2 separate regions of the Homo sapiens genome follow, and region 1 is linked to region 2. A link is an interaction called in ENCODE POLR2A ChIA-PET data of the cell type or tissue named here. Cell type or tissue: A673. All regions are shown on one strand. Each heading gives the region's core, and the rest is flanking DNA. Links, peaks and the distances in the headings are about the cores only. Region 1 overlaps PRKCB (protein kinase C beta). Region 2 overlaps PRKCB (protein kinase C beta).

Evidence for each region. Peaks named below come from ENCODE experiments on the same cell type or tissue, not always from the same donor. Only the 100,000 strongest peaks of a DNase experiment are listed, where the experiment ranks them.
Region 1: POLR2A ChIA-PET joins it to region 2 with 12 read pairs; 3 of 35 experiments call an interaction of 5 or more read pairs at or near these places.

What each region holds. Positions count from the first base shown.
Region 1 is chr16:23,899,870-23,902,678 of GRCh38, reverse strand. All of the region lies in intron 2 of PRKCB (protein kinase C beta), which reads right to left. Among named protein-coding and RNA genes, the nearest start is that of PRKCB, 65 kb to the right of the region's middle. RefSeq lists a cis regulatory region at 1,208-1,225 and an enhancer at 1,144-1,288. In A673, for the core only: a CTCF peak has its summit at 1,314; DNase peaks (open chromatin) are centred at 1,268 and 1,758; H3K4me3 peaks cover 1,731 bases; H3K27ac peaks cover 2,500 bases.
Region 2 is chr16:23,991,400-23,994,208 of GRCh38, reverse strand. All of the region lies in intron 3 of PRKCB (protein kinase C beta), which reads right to left. Among named protein-coding and RNA genes, the nearest start is that of PRKCB, 160 kb to the right of the region's middle. In A673, for the core only: no CTCF peak of the experiment used is centred there; no DNase peak of the experiment used is centred there.

The sequences.
Region 1 (2,809 bases), core at 11-2,510, 91 kb after region 2:
CAAGAGATGACAGTTACCATCATTACTGTGCAGATAATAATGGTGAGGGGTGAGAGACTGGAGCCAGACAACTTAGGTTTCGAACACTAGCTAGAGTCTAGCTGAGCCTCAGCTTCCCCGTCTGTAAAATGGGGACTGCTATAACAGTGCTTATTCCTCAAAGGATGCTGAAAGGGTCAAATAAACAACTGCAGGAAAATGATATAGAATAGAGCTCGGTACAGAATAAGTATTATACTAACTTAATTGTTAACCTCAAAATGGTAGGGGCAAAGGCATCACAGTTGCATAAGATGTTAGCATTAGGGGGAAACTTTGGGTGAGGGGTATGCAGTGGAACTCTCTGTAAATGTTTTGCAACTTTTCTAAAAATCTGAAATTATTCCAAAAATTAAAAGGTTATTTTTTCTAAAGGCAGGGGCAAATGTTTTTTCATTGTCTTCTTGGATCTTCTCCCTTATAAGGAGAAAAATCCAAGTTTCAGAAAATATATGGCATTGTCCATACAGATAAGAGCCCCACCCCACCCTACATACCCTCCAGTTTCCCCCAAGCTGCCCTCTGTCTGCTGGGTGAGGCTGTTTATCAACTGGCTTTGAGTTAAAATCAAATCTCTTCCTGGGGGTAAAAATTCCAACAGACCCAGACCTACAACTGCCATCAAGTTTTCTCTTTCTTTCAGTGAATATTTTTTCAGTGCCTACTGTGTACCAGGTACCAATCCAGTAGCAGTGAAACCATAACGAACAAGGCACACACACTCAGCCACAGTGTCTGTCTGCACCAGCTCTGAGATGTCTGCACCAGCTCTGAGACTTCCAGTGTGTATTTGCAAACCCAGACTGACTTTTATGGCCTCCAATGTTGGGGAATGATCATTGCAGGGTGTCTTCTTGACCACTCGAATTTTTGGGACCTCAGAGAAAATGCTGCCACCAGCCAATTCCCACAAGACACTTCAGGGAAGAGAACCTCACAGTCTCAGACAACAGGCTGCAACTCCTGGGGAACCTGAACAGGCTGGTTGCTGGGCAGGCCTGGTAGAATTAACCCAACTTCCCATTTCATTCCTACTTGACATTCCAGAGAGATGGGCTGGAGAAATCTGCCTTGTCTGTCTTTAAAAGAAGACATTTCTCCCACGGCTTCCTCCTCTTCGAATTCCCTCATCTATCCATCTACTCTCACTCCCCTTCCGCTCTCAAAGCTGTTTCCTGCTGATAAAAACACCCCACAACTTCCAGTCTGCGTAGTGAGATTGCAGCCAGCAGGCTCTAAATGCCGACATACTCCCAATCAAGCAGCAGGCGCCCCCGTTGAGTTAACGATTTTTTTTAAGCAAGAGAACCCATGCTGTCTACTTACCCTTAGGATACAGCCCATTGGGAGAGGGGGTGGGTATGATCGATCATAAAGGACTGGCTGCAGAGAGAGAGGCTCTTGCTGTGCTGTATGAACTATAGGCAATTTGCAAAGATTATATCCCAAACGCTCACGTGCTCAGAGCCCCAGGATGACAGACACAATTAATATTTTTCAAACTATCCTTGGCAATTGTGTTTTGATTAGGAAAAAAAATTAATCTTGTAGATTAGAGAGAGCTGTTCCAGTGTGGGGGAGAGACAGAAGTGACCCTATCAGCTCAGGATCCCCATAGGAGAGGGGGCGGTCAAGAAGGACTAGAAATGGGTCACATGATGAATGCACGGTGCACAGGATCAGACATCACTGCAGAAATCTCTAGCCAAATTTAAAATGCACATGCCATCTTAACCTAGAAATTCCTCTTGCAGGATTTTGGATTACAGACGTACTTGCACATGTGTGTCCACAGTTAGGTACAAGGAGATCCACTCCAGCACTGTTTGTTATGCAAAAGACTAGAAATAACCTATGCCCATCAACAGAAGACCGTATGGGACAGCCACAAAAAAAAAAAAAAAAAAAAAAAAAAAAAAAACCTGTGCAGCTGTTAAAATGAATGAGGCTGCTCTATATGCGCTGATATGAAAATATCTCTAAGATACGTCATCACATAGGAAAAAAAAAGGCAACAAGGAAAAAAATATGTGTGAGGTGCTACTAAGGGTATAAGGTTCATATGCGGAATGTCTCTCTACTAATATATAGGAGACTAATGACAGTAGTACTCCTCCAGAGAACTGAAGACTTGAGGACAGAAGTGGAATGGGGAGATTCTTTATTCACTGTATACCTTGTTGTACCTGTAGGATTTCAAACTTTGCATTGTATATTCAAAAACAAATTATTTCAATTGATAATACAGAGGTAAAAATACCTAGGAAAGGAAGATAAAGGTTTTATCCCTTTATATCTACACATTCATGCACACACATGTACAAACACACAATTTCCTGTACACAGTGATAACTGCATAAGAATTGATATCTCTCGGCTTTATGGAAGTGGTATGTCATAAGCAGTTAGATCAAGGTTTCTCAACCATGGCACTGTGGACACTGTGGACTGGTCAATTCTTTGTTGTGAGGCTGTCTTGTATATTTTGTTCAGTAGCATCCCTGGCCTCTACCCACTAGATTCCAGTAGCAACCCCCACCACCCCAAGTTGTGACAAACAAAATGTCTCCAGACATTGCCAAATACCACCTGGGGGCAAAATCACTTGAGTTAAATTATGGGTCCTAAAGAGTAATAACTGTGTCTTCCTTATTTCCTTCTCTCTCCATACCTAACTGTAATCCCTGCACTTTGGGAGGCTGAGACAGGAGGATCACTTGAGGCCAGGAGTTCGAGACCAGCCTGAGCAACATAGCAAGGCCCTATCTCT
Region 2 (2,809 bases), core at 230-2,729:
TTTTAGGTCTCCTAGAATCAGTGTCAGTTCAGAACTAGTGTTCAGTAGTCCCCAAAAGGTCTCATCATTTCCTTTTCTCTAGTGCACAGTTATCCTGATAAAAAGCAGTAGGTCCCTTTGGGCAAGGCTGGGAGAAAGATTAACAGGATAAACTTTTAGCAGTATAATCGCTTTCTCAAGGAAATTTTACCTCCCTTTCATTCAAAGGGTTCTGGGTCTATAAACTGGCTCAAGTCTGGGAATGGACTGAGGGGCTATGATTCTCTATTTTTATGATTCAAGTTAGACTTCTGTTCACTTCACCTAGAATTTTTCTGCTATACAGATCAAGTAAGAATTTAGTAGGCTTCCCACCTATTTCACTTCTAGCAACACCATGATTAGGCAGTGCCATAGGTCTGCATGAGTCAGGCTATTCCGATTGTTGTTGTAACTCTGCGATCCATTAAGGTAACCGCACCTACCTTGCCTTTAACAGTTGAGTGCCACCAAATGGCCCCTGATACTCCAGGACCCAATTATTCCCATTGCATTTAAGTTTTCCAATTAAGTGGCTGTGGTTCCCATAGTAAGGTTTGGTCTATAGAGAAGAGGGATCACAGAGCTCTTAAAGGACGCTGGGGCTCCCCTCACAAATATATTTCTCAAAGTATTGACAGAGACATACCTTTCTTAAAGGTATGTCTGACCTTCCCAGCATGGGTGAGCGGGTATTAAATGACAAATCCACTCTGGCATTCTAATCTCCCTAAGCTTTTGAATCCTTTCCTCTACATTAAACCAGGGGAGGTCAGGCATCTCCAACTCACTCATGATAGGCCATCTTTTAATCCATGTTTCAGCCAACCAGCTAAACTGTTAGAGCCCTTCCTAACTCCTTAAGCTGGAACATTACATTCAGAATCTCTGCTTAGTGAACTTCTATCAATAAATTCAGCCTGATTCAACTTCATGTTACTTCCACCATTATCCTACCCCCTTAATATCATTCCCATGCATATTCCCTATGGTTCTGCTTGTATAAATTAGAAAACTCAAATAGTTCTTTTGGGGTATAGCATACCTCCCCGTGGGTCACACAGTGCATCTCACGTTTAGGAGCCTGCTAGGACTTGAAGGGGTGGTGGGATTCGGTGCTGACAAGAATCAGCATTGCCTGGCATGGCAACTGCCTCAGGGAAAGCCATTACTGTTTCTTAGGGCAATGCAGGGTTAGTTCCCTTAGACAAGATGGAAAGGCCAATGCCACCCTGAGTGGGGATGACACTTTTGCTTGAGGTAAGGAGGCCACTTCCACTGGTAAAAAAAAGACTTGTCAGAATTTAGGGGCTCAATGTCCCCAGCTTCATTAGGGTCTTCATCAGAGTCTTCCCACCTTATGGGATCCCATTCTTTTCTGATCAATGCCCTTGCCCTTGCTTTTAGAGCAGACACCCTGTGTGGTGGGGAGTCCAATTTGCATTGTAATTCAGCCAATTGCAGGATGAGGTTGTGCATTTAATTTTCAGAAATTTCAGCCCTGCAACTACAGGCTAGAAGGCTCTCCTTCAGGGCACACCTAGAAGCTCTTAGATCATTTATGAAACTCTTTGAGCTGGGAATTCAAATCCCTGAGCTCATCTTTTTCTTTCTCCACTTTGTCCAGAGACATTAGGAGCAAGTCATTATATGCCTTAGTTTTCCAAAAGTGTTTGGGTATCATATATCGAATCACTTGGCTCCTTGCTTCTTATAAATGGTTGATTAGGAGTATCCAATGCAGATGATTTGTGTATCTCTATAAACAGATCATGCCACGGACTATCCAGGCTCTCTTTACTACTAGAAATAGGGTAATTAGCATTCTTAAATCTAATCAGATTTGGCAGCCAATTACCAAATCCCCGAAACCAATTCAGAAAACCCATCCTTAAAATTTTGTTCCTCTATACACTGTTAGTACCAAAATTTTCTGTCCTAGTCCCTTCTGGCTGCTGTAACAAAATACCAAAACCTGAGTGATTTTTAAATGATAAACTTATTCCTCACAGTTCTGGAGGCTAGAAAGTACAAGATCAAGGCACTGGAAGATTCGGTCTCCAGTGAGAGCTCACTTTCTCATACACAACTGTCTTCTCATTGCAACCTCACATGGTAGAAGGGGTGACGGATATCTCTGGGGTCTTTTTTATAGGGGCACTATCTCATTTATGAGGGCTCTTCCCCCATGAACTGATCACCTCCCAAGGGGCCCACCTTCTAACACCATACCTTGGGTGTTAGGATTTCAGGATATAAGTTTGGAGAAACAAAACATTCACACCACAGCAGCATATACCCAGGCCTGGCCAATCAGCATAACCCATTCTTCTGGCAATATGTGATTCATGGTCTAATGAGACTTTAGCTCTTGTTACTGCACTGCAGCACTGATAAGATATAAGATTAAAGGTGTTGCAGCCACCATGCTCGCATAGGAGACAAGCCTTCCTGAAAATAAAATCAACACAGACAAAGGCTAAGCCAAGAAGGGGAGAAACAGGTTCTTGAGGACATTATTTAGAACTTTGATTCACTGTGCTTGAAGCCAAGTCAACCCTTAGGCCTTTTCTATTTCAAGGACCCAAAATTTTCCTTTTCATATAAGTCAGTTTGAGCTGAGTTTCTGTCTTAGGCAACAGAAACATTCAGCAGATAGATAGAATATGGGAAACACCATCTTCTTGGCTGCAAGTTGAGTATCAAGTTTCAGTCTGCATGAACACTCAGAGCTGCATACTGAGTAGGGCAGTCTCCCCAAACTCCCCTGCCTATTTTGCTAGGGAGGAGA